3 separate regions of the Homo sapiens genome follow, and all the other regions are linked to region 3. A link is a contact called in ENCODE Hi-C or POLR2A ChIA-PET data. All regions are on one chromosome and are shown on one strand. The core of a region is the stretch at or near the end of the contact, and the rest is flanking DNA. Distances in the headings are between cores, read along the strand shown. Region 1 has its middle 24 kb from the start of F2R. Region 2 overlaps MRPS27 (mitochondrial ribosomal protein S27). Region 3 holds the start of ENC1 (ectodermal-neural cortex 1).

Region 1 (3,171 bases), core at 48-2,547, 2.1 Mb after region 3:
TTCTTGTGAGCAGGTACAAGTTGACTCCAGCACACCAATGGATGCAACCCACATAAACAAAGGCTCTTTGCTGGTCCTCAATAATTTTAAGTGTATTAAGGTGTTCTGAGCAAAAGAAGTTTGAAAACCACTGCCCTTATCCAAGATGTCCCAACTTTATTGACTTGAAGAAAACAGATAAACTGGTAATTATTATAAAAGCATAAAAGCAAACAGGGGTAAAGAGTTGGCTTAGAGCTGCAGGCACCACTCTGGGTTTCTGGCTGTTTCAGAGCTGAGGGGTTCCAAGTCTTGGAGCAAGAAACTGATTCAACATCCAGGCTCAGTGGCTCACGCCTATTATCCCAGCACTTTGGAAGGCTAAGGCGGATGAATGGTTTGAGCCCAGGAGTTCGAGACCAGCCTAGGCAAAATGGCAAAACCCCGTCTCTACGAAAAATACAAAAATTAGCCGAGCGTGATGGCTCATGCCTGTAGTTCCAGCTACTTGGGAGGCTAAGGTGGGAGGATGGCTTGAGCCTGGGAGGCGGAGGTTGCAATGAGCCAAGATGGTGCCACTACACTTCAGCCTGGGTGACAGAGTGAGACCCTGTCACAAAAAGAAAAGAAAAGATACTGATTCACGTCATCAGGTATGGTGTGGTCCACAGAACAGGAAGCTCTGTGTGAGGTCTGATTTTCAGCCACCTGCTGTGTAAAGGAAAGAGAGAGGTGCTTGCTGAGCAAAGTTTCAGACCAGAAGACCAAGAGACAATTCAGAACAGCAGCAGATTCTACCCATGGTGGCATTCCTGTAAAGTGAAACTCAAGCGCCAAGTTTGTTGTCATGGGGACTGTTGATTGCATGCTAGTCTTATGGAAACACACGGAAAACCAGAGGTCAAATTCAGTAGCATCTCAGAATTCAGATAACACAGCATGTACAGTTTCAACCCAGCAGGCTGTGTGTTTATCACTTCAGGAAATGACTCATAAGCAGTAAGGAGATGAGCTTTGAAAGCTGCATCTGGCCAGGGCACGGTGGCTCACCGCTGTAATCCCAGCACTTTAGTGAGGCCGAGGCGGGTGGATCACCTGAGGTCGGGAGTTTGAGACCAGCCTGGCCAACATGTGAAACCCTGTCTCTACTAAAAATACAAAAATTAGCCAGATGTGGTGGCACACACCTGTAATCCCAGCTACTCAGGAGGCTGAGGCAGGAGAATTGCTTGAACCCAGGAGGCAGAGGTTGCAGTGAGCCGAGATTGTGCCATCCAGCCTGGATGACAAGAGCGAAACTCCATCTCAAAAAAAAAAAAAAGAAAAGAAAGCTGCATCTATAGTAGCCTGCATGGTGGCAGGGCCAGTCTGGCTGTTTTGCCTATCTTAATGACTACATCTGCAGGTCATTTTGGTGTGCTGCTATGCGACCCATCCAAGGAAGTGAAAACACCACGAAGGGTGGGCTGTCCAATACTGAGATGCATTCGTGAGCAAAACCATAATCATTTGATATCTATTTTTGTTGTTTTGTTTCCTATCCTGGGATATCTAGTTGCTCTTGAAACTAGCTGACACATATTTTAAAAAAAACAAGACAAATAATATATTCCCATCCTCCAGAAGCTAACTGGCTTTGGGATTTAATCCTAATACTTAATGTTTAGTTAGGAAGCACAAAATTTGAAGACCTCAGATTTAGAATTTTATCAGCTCTGCCTTGTAACAAGTTTTAGAAACTAAATCAGTTGGCCAGGCCTGGTGGCTCATGCCTGTAATCCTAGCTTTTTGGGAAGCCAAGGCGGGCGGATCACCTGAGGTCAGCAGTTCGAGACCAGGCTGGCCAACATGGTGAAACCCTGTCTCTACTAAAAATACAAAAATTAGTCAGACATGGTGGCACGTGCCTGTAATCCAGCTACCCGGGTGGCTGAGGCAGGAGAATTGCTGGAACCCGGGAGGCAGACGCTGCACTGAGCCGAGATGGCACCACTGCACTCCAGCCTGGGCAACAGAACGAGACTCTGTCTCAAAAAAAAAAAAAAAAGAAAAGAAAGAAAGAAAAGAAAAGAAACTAAATCAGTTCTCAACTCTGGTTGCGCATAGAATCACTGGAGAGCTTCTAAACAATTCCAGTGCCAATCTCTGGGGGCGAGGCCTGGACATTGATATTGTTTTCAAGCTCCTCAGAAGATTCTGATGTGTAAACCAGGGTTGATACTAAGAAAAGAAAAATCCCTCAGCAGTCTGAGCTATGTGAGGTGTGCAAAATTTATTAGGCCCAGAGAGACGGGAGTAGAGGACTTCAGTCACACCCCCGGCACATACCCTCCCCCTACCCACCACCCCCCATGCCTGTGGGCAATTATTTAAAGTCATTTTGTTCCTGGTGGTGTGGTAGCTCATGCCTGTCATCCCAACACTTTGGGAGGCCGAGGCGAGAGGATCCCTTGAGGTCAGGAGTTTGAGACCAGACTGGTCAACATGGTGGAACCCCTACACTCCTAAAAATACAAAAATTAGCCAGGCATGGCAGCATGCTCATGAAATCCCAGCTACTCGGGGGGCTGAGGCAGGAGAATTGTTTGAACCCAGGAGGCCAGAAGGTAGAGGTTGCAGTGAGTCAAGATGGCGCCACTCCAGCCTGGGCAACGGAGAGAGACTCCATCTCAAAAAAAAAAAAGGCATTTTGTTCCTGACTAGCTACATTCCCTGTTATCTTCATGTTCCTGGAATCTGTGATACAAAGAACAATGTGTATCCAATCAACAGCTTATGTTATTTTAATGTAAATTTTGATAAACAACTTAGGAACTGCCTCTTTTCCTTTATAAACATTCACATGCAACTGCTGCTAATCAGATTGTATATTCAGGACAACTTGAATATACACTTCAATATACACTGGGTTGCAGTCCTCAAGCTTGGCCCAAATAAACTCTCTACTTATATTAATTTTGACTCAGCTTCTTCCTTTTAGATCAACAATACCACTGTTTTTGAAAAGTGCTTCTTAGCTTATATACTGCTGGTGGGAATGTAAAGTATTAGTTCAGCCATTGTGGAAAGCAGTGTGGTGATTTCTCAAATAATTTAAAACAGAATTATCATTCAACCCAGCAGTCCCATTATTGGGTATATACCCAAAGGAATAGAAATCATTCTACCATAAAGACATCTGCGCACAGGTGT
Region 2 (3,156 bases), core at 647-3,146, 2.3 Mb before region 3:
TCATTGCTTTTCAAATTTACAATATCCTTTTTCCCCTTCTCCTCACTCTCAGCTCATGATTTTGTGTCTCATTTCACTGAGAAAACAGAAGCAATCCAAAGAGAACTTTATCCTTCTAGCATCATGTCTACCAGGTTACTAGCATCTGTGCCCATATTCTGTGTCCTCCATTCTGTTACAAAGGTTGAATGGTGTTAAACAAAAAAGCCCTCCCTTGCCCTCATATTTCCTACCATTATGGCTCCTTTTCTCTGCTCCTCTTAACAGCAAGACTGCTAAAAAGAGTCATCTTAGATACAGCTGTTACTACCTCCTGAGCTCCCAGTCTTCAACACATTCAACTGACACCAATAACCACTGCCACATTGTTAAAATCCAGTGGTTAATTTTCTGTTCTCATCTTACTTGACTTCTATCATTTGATACAGTTGACCATTCTATCCTTCACAAAATATTCTCTTTTTTCTCTCCTTCTTGTGTTCCTTTGCAGGATCTCCTCTTCTTGACTTCTAAACATTGGAGTGCCTCTAGGACTCTAGTAGACTGCAGACTTCCCTTCTCCATCTATGCTCGGTCCCTAGGTGATCTCATTCTCTGCCACGCCTTTAACCATTACCTACAGATGGTTGGCTCCACATGTACATACCTACCCTGTCTTCTCCCTTTAACTCCAGACTTGCATTTCCAATTACATAGGTGATATTTCCATCTGGGTGTCTAATAGGTATCTAAACATCACATGTTCTCTTATTTCCTCAACCTTCCACTTTCAATATGCTTTTCCTATCTCAGTAAATGACCACCACATTGGCTGGTTTACTGAGGCCAAAAATGTAGGCATCATCCTTGACCCCATTCTTTTCACACTCTATAACCAATTTGTCAATAAATCCTACAGGCTCTAGATTTGAAAAATAACTATATATTTCTCATCACCACTACTGCTAAGCCACCAGTATCTCTCATCTCCTGACCTTGTTTTAACTACTGTCCCCACCCTTATTATCTAATCTCCACCCAGCAGTCTGAGTGAGCATTTTAAAAGATAAATCAGCCAATCAGGATAAAAACCAATAAATGCTAATCTGTGTTGTTTTTCTGTCTCTTACACTAAAAATAAAATCCATATAATTACTAATATACACACTCTCAGTCCCTAGAACAGTTCCATAAAAGGCACCTAGTAAATACCTAAAGAAATGAATCAAAGGAAGAAAAGGAAGAAAGAAAAAAGCAATTGGGTTTCCAAGGTTTGTTTACTCCCTGGTGGAAGAAATTGGTATCAAGTAATAAGGACACACCAGAAATGATCAAGTAATAAGTATTTGTTGAAAACCTATTGTTGTGCATTTAACCATTTTTTCCTCTCTTTTTTCCCTGAGGGATTGATCTCAATGACTCAGTACCTACTGGGGGAAAACAACTTTAGAACTTTAGAACTTGATACGATATGAAAGCAATTAGCTTTTCTTATGACTATCTTAAAGGGATTGAAGCCAAGTGATTAAAGCAAAATAAAAACAAAAAAGTCCTTAAACCCCCTTCACACTAAGGCAACTTAATAGCATTAAATCTACTTGCTTACAGATGTTAAATGTCTCTCTCATAATAGCAAATCTTTTGATCATTTCATAATGAAGGCTTCTGTGTTTAGATGAGAGGCAATATGAGAAATTACCTCCCTCTACCTGAAATTTACAATTTAACTTAAAATAGCAAGATCAGGATCTATGGCCTAATTAAAATGAAAAACCCATCATTTCTTTGTGGGTTTCACATCATGCACAATGTATAACCAAACTCTGGAATAAGGTGGCTTCACTGATCACCTCTGTAGTGTGGTAACTCAAGATTGCATGTGAATCCTTCGCACCAAGGCATCTTTAGTCAAGTGAAATTGGCTGGAGCCTCAGAAAAGGTAACAGCTGCAAAGCCAGCATCTAATGAATAACATTTGCATTTTCCAAGTCAGAGAAAGGTTTGCTGCTAAATATATCATGTGGCCAATCACCTCACAGTATAGCACTGCCGTGATGAATGAGGCAGAAAACTGCACAGAGCAGGGACGGCCAGGAAAGCTGGGACAGCTGCGGCGTGCAGAGGGCCAGCGCCACAGGCTTCTGGACTGTGGGCTTCCACAGTCAAAATCCCACCTCATGTTTCAGTGAGGGGCCAGCAGATGCCCAGGTTTTGTTCAAAGAGATGTGCCAAAGAAGATACTTTTTTGCTTGCTATTCAGCTCCTCAGGAATACATACTGTGGCAGATGGTTGTGGACAACAGACTATATGGGAAAATGGATCTGAAATTTGAATTCTTCATTTAACAAAACTTGAAGCTAGACAGACAATGTGGAAGTATGTCCAGAAAATAAAATGTATACTAAAAATGCCCTTCCCATTTGAAGAAAGCAATACTATTAACGATCTCAGAATATACAAGATTGTATTGAGAACCCTGCACTATTCCCAGTAAGAGTGCAATGGCCCACAAGCCTGGGTGAGGATTCAGATTGCCTGAGGGGCTTTAAAACTTCAGATTCCTAGGATTCTTTTCACCCAGAGGGAGACTCTAATTCCCTGGGTTTGAGGTAGCACGAGAGACTTAAACAATAGCCCCAGAAGATTGTAGCCAATCAAGCACGTCAGTTATGTTTGGGAGCAACCATGGGAGGGAACACAAAAGAAGTCTTAGATGTTGCTCCTAAGCTCAAAGAAGATACTGAATAGGAATTCCATTGCTGGAATAAAATGAATTAAATATCTTTAAAAAATTCCTCCTACTATAAAAATAAAACAAAATATCAATTTTCCCCCAAATATATGACTGAGCTTTCAAGAAGGTAGATGTAACTGTCAGAGGCCAAAGGCAAGATGGAAACATGAACTTGGAGTGTTTAGAGGAGCAGTCCCTTTGAGGGGAGCAGTCCTTTTGAGAGCATGTGATGATCTACAGTGATGGAGAGCTTTAGTTTCAGTGACTTATGGGGACAGAGGATAAAACCAATACTTGTAAGATGAGAAGCTTGTTCAGAGATCCTCAGGTAAAGCCAGGACCACCTAAGGGAACTACACCTGAAGTGAAAAGGTAAAACTTATCACTACAATAATGCACCCTAAAAAGTAAACAACCGGGACACTTGTCCCCTGAAGATTAT
Region 3 (2,918 bases), core at 90-2,589:
AAGAAGACAGAGAAAGGGCTGCTATTACTGTGAACATCAAAAGGGCTTCAGTTACAGTAACTTCAGTTCACTTCATGCTCCTAACTCAGGCTCTCTGCCTCCAATGCTTAGCGTCCCGCACCCTTCTCCAGGTTTTGAACCTGATCTCAATCCAATCAAAAGAGAAACTAAGCAGATTTTTTTCTGGGCATTTACATTACCGGTAACAATAGAACATTATAAAGATCTTGTTAACAAAAGTAGCTTCTTGCCAGAGTCTTTTTATTAACACTTGCAACGCTATTTAACAAGCTGGCCATGCCTGTGTGACACCAAACCGCATGTGGATAAATTCAGTGTTTCATCTCCAGGCCCACCAATTCCTATCCTTTGTAACTAATAATGTTAACACGACAGATCAAGAAACTAGTTTTTCAGAAAGCAGTTTTCATTCATTCTCTATAGACATTTCCGCCGCAGTGAACATGCCCGCACTCAGGGTGTCTGTGCATGGCCCCAACTTTCCTCCAAGCCGGGGAGGATGCAACGTGGGCCAACCATCCCGCGCGCTCGGCCCTGGAGGCTGCGGGGAGCGACGCAGCGCGACATTCACCCCCAGGAAAGCGCTGCTTTCCGCAGAGGAGAGAGGCTGACTGTATCCTTAGCTCGGCTCCTCGCTTCCCCAGCGGCTCGCCCCAGACATTGCACCGCGGAGGGGAGGCCGGTCGACCTCTCCGGCGATGCCCGGCTTCTGCCTGCTGTGGGAGGGCAGCGGCGGGCACCGTGATCTCCGCACCGAGAAGAGCTCCCCTTGCCCTCTAGTCGAAGCTCCCGAGTGCTCGGAGCACGCTCACCCCTCGCGAACACACCCCTGCAGCCGAAGCAGCCCCTGAAGCCCGCAGCGCCTGCAACAGGTCCGGGGCAGTGGGGGAAACTTACAGCAGTGGCGACTGGCCGCAACGCACAACTGAGTTCTAGCGACGGTCACGGGCAAGGAGGCGACGAACCGGTCGTCTCAGCCCAGGGAAGCGGTGGCGAATGCCCCGGAGAAAGGAGGGCCAGCCGGGGAGAGGACTGCGCCCCGAACGATGGCTCGCGGACCGGCTACCGATGGCGTTCGCCTCCGTCTGTCGTCCCCACGCCGCGGACCCGGTGTCCAGGACCCGCAGAGCGTCTCCGGAGCGCGTCACGGTAGGGCAGAGCAAGCCTGCCACTGCAGGCGCCGCGGAAGGAGGCGGGCTGTGCGCTCGGGGGAGGGAGCTAGAAAGCGCCTTGTGTGCCGGCGGCCGCCAGGCGTCTGGACCGGGTCTCCGCAGCGCCACCGCCGCACCGCCTCCTCTCCGGCTGCCAGAGCAGTCTGCGCCCCGCCGCCGTGCGCCCCGCTATAAGTGGCGCGGCGGGGAGGGGAGGGGGCGCGTATGCAAAGAGACCGACACCGGGGGAGGGAGGAAGCGCATTAGCGCGGCCTGTGGTGTAGGAGGAGGAAGAGGAGGAGAAGGAGTGGGAGGAGGAGAGGAGCTAGAGAAGAGCGTGTCGGGGGAGTTAATCGGGAGAGGAAGCGGGAGAGGGGGGCTGCGGGGAGTGCAGAGAGACAAAGCGGACGCACTGTCTCAGCCGCTGGCAGCTGCAACCCCGGGAACCGAGAATAAAATAAGTTTTCCCGGGTTCGAGTGTCTGCGCCTCTTTGGGCCAGCCTGGTTAATGGACAGCCCCGGATCTGAGGGACCCACCTTAGGGGAGCGCAGCCCGGGGCTGTGCGCTTGGTGATGCCAGAGCCCGCGAGATGCTCTAAAAAGGGCTGCAAGGGGCGAGCTGGGTATCCGCAGGACAGGCCCTGGGCACGCATAGACAGCGCCTTGGGTAGGACACCCAGAGTGGGGAGAGATAGTGGCAATGGACGGGCAAAAGTCTGGACAGTTTAGGGACACTCGGGTTGAGCAAGCCAGGACGTTTAAGTTTCTTGCTGGCAGAGAGCCAAAGAGACTCCAGCCCCAGGCATTTCCTATGTGTCCTCCCTCCCCACTCCCCAGTGGGTGCGGCACCCCCGGCTGGACTCTGCCCTAAGCCAGGCGACTGCAGGGGCAGCCGGGGCGCAGTCCTGCGGGGCGCGCACCACGTGCTTTTCAGCCAATCGCCGCGGCCGCTTGATTCAAAGTGAACTCCTCAAAGCAGCAGCCACGCCGCCTCCTCTCCTAGCGATTAAGCCTCCATCACCTTCTCCTGTTTTTTATCGCTCGGTGGTGTTAGTTTGGAGTTCAGTAAAGAAATGGCCCAGCACACACACACGTTTAATAGTCCCGCGTGTCAGGAGAAGGGAAGGCGATTCGAAAAATAATCTCGCGTGGTGATCACTTTTACGAATCCCATTTATCTTTGCAACTAGAGGCTTGTCTTTCCACTGGGAGTTAAAATATCTGTCTTTTATTCGGTATTTGGAGCTAAGTCTATAAATGAACGGGATAGATGACCGGTCCAGCCCCCTTGTTTTACAGGTGGGGAACCGAGGCCCAGGGAGATGTGAATTGCCTGGCTCGTAGTCACTTAGCAACAATGTCCCAGCTCTGCAGCTCGAGAGTGAGGGCCCCACGACAGAGTTTATTCCGTCCCCGGGTCCCCGCGTCCCCAAGCGCCCGCGCTTCGCCTCCCAGCTTGCTTTAAAACACTAGGCGCAGGAGCGATTTAAACTGGCTAAGGAGGCCCCACATGGCGCTTCCAGAGTCCAGACTGCTGAAACCAAGACTGTCAGTTCTTCATTCTAATTTCATTTTCCTTTATCCTTGTTCCTTCCTGGTATTTGCGCCGAGAAATTTCGCTCCTTGCAAACAAAGAAAGACAGTGCCCTCTGAAGTCCTTTGTTAGCATTAACTCGGCAGCCTCACCACGAACCTTTCAATATATATATTTTTTAATGCAGAGTCTCGGCTTGAGGCTGATTCACA

What was found. Hi-C counts contacts between places; a loop is a spot of excess contacts on that map. ChIA-PET counts read pairs that join two places held with the same protein, here RNA polymerase II (POLR2A). Pooled maps may share reads with other maps.
Region 1: a pooled map shows a loop between it and region 3 (15-fold over the local background). The contact joins the enhancer-like site here to the promoter of ENC1 in region 3. A Hi-C loop is called at or near these places in 1 of 168 maps with a recorded cell type or tissue (natural killer cell), 2 of 37 single-sample maps with no recorded cell type and 5 of 50 pooled maps.
Region 2: a pooled map shows a loop between it and region 3 (6-fold over the local background). The contact joins the enhancer-like site here to the promoter of ENC1 in region 3. A Hi-C loop is called at or near these places in 2 of 37 single-sample maps with no recorded cell type and 4 of 50 pooled maps. POLR2A ChIA-PET finds 5 or more read pairs at or near these places in 1 of 52 experiments (WTC11).

The regions. Positions count from the first base shown.
Region 1 is chr5:76,738,252-76,741,422 of GRCh38, forward strand. No RefSeq gene overlaps it. Among named protein-coding and RNA genes, the nearest start is that of F2R, 24 kb to the left of the region's middle. RefSeq lists enhancers at 669-998, 1,099-1,168. Within about 2 kb of position 1,298, at least 15 of the 41 ENCODE cell types and tissues checked have a DNase peak (open chromatin) inside an H3K27ac peak, as active enhancers do; they include natural killer cell, where a contact is called at or near this core.
Region 2 is chr5:72,299,780-72,302,935 of GRCh38, forward strand. The region is part of intron 2 of MRPS27 (mitochondrial ribosomal protein S27); the gene reads right to left. Among named protein-coding and RNA genes, the nearest start is that of MRPS27, 19 kb to the right of the region's middle. RefSeq lists enhancers at 1,553-2,508, 2,068-2,297. Within about 2 kb of position 1,897, at least 4 of the 41 ENCODE cell types and tissues checked have a DNase peak (open chromatin) inside an H3K27ac peak, as active enhancers do.
Region 3 is chr5:74,639,389-74,642,306 of GRCh38, forward strand. ENC1 (ectodermal-neural cortex 1) reads right to left here and starts at 1,340. Exons shown (of 3, transcript NM_003633.4): 1 at 919-1,340. It also overlaps a transcript of HEXB not described here. RefSeq lists enhancers at 789-1,148, 1,610-2,325, 2,326-2,918 and a silencer at 1,189-1,448.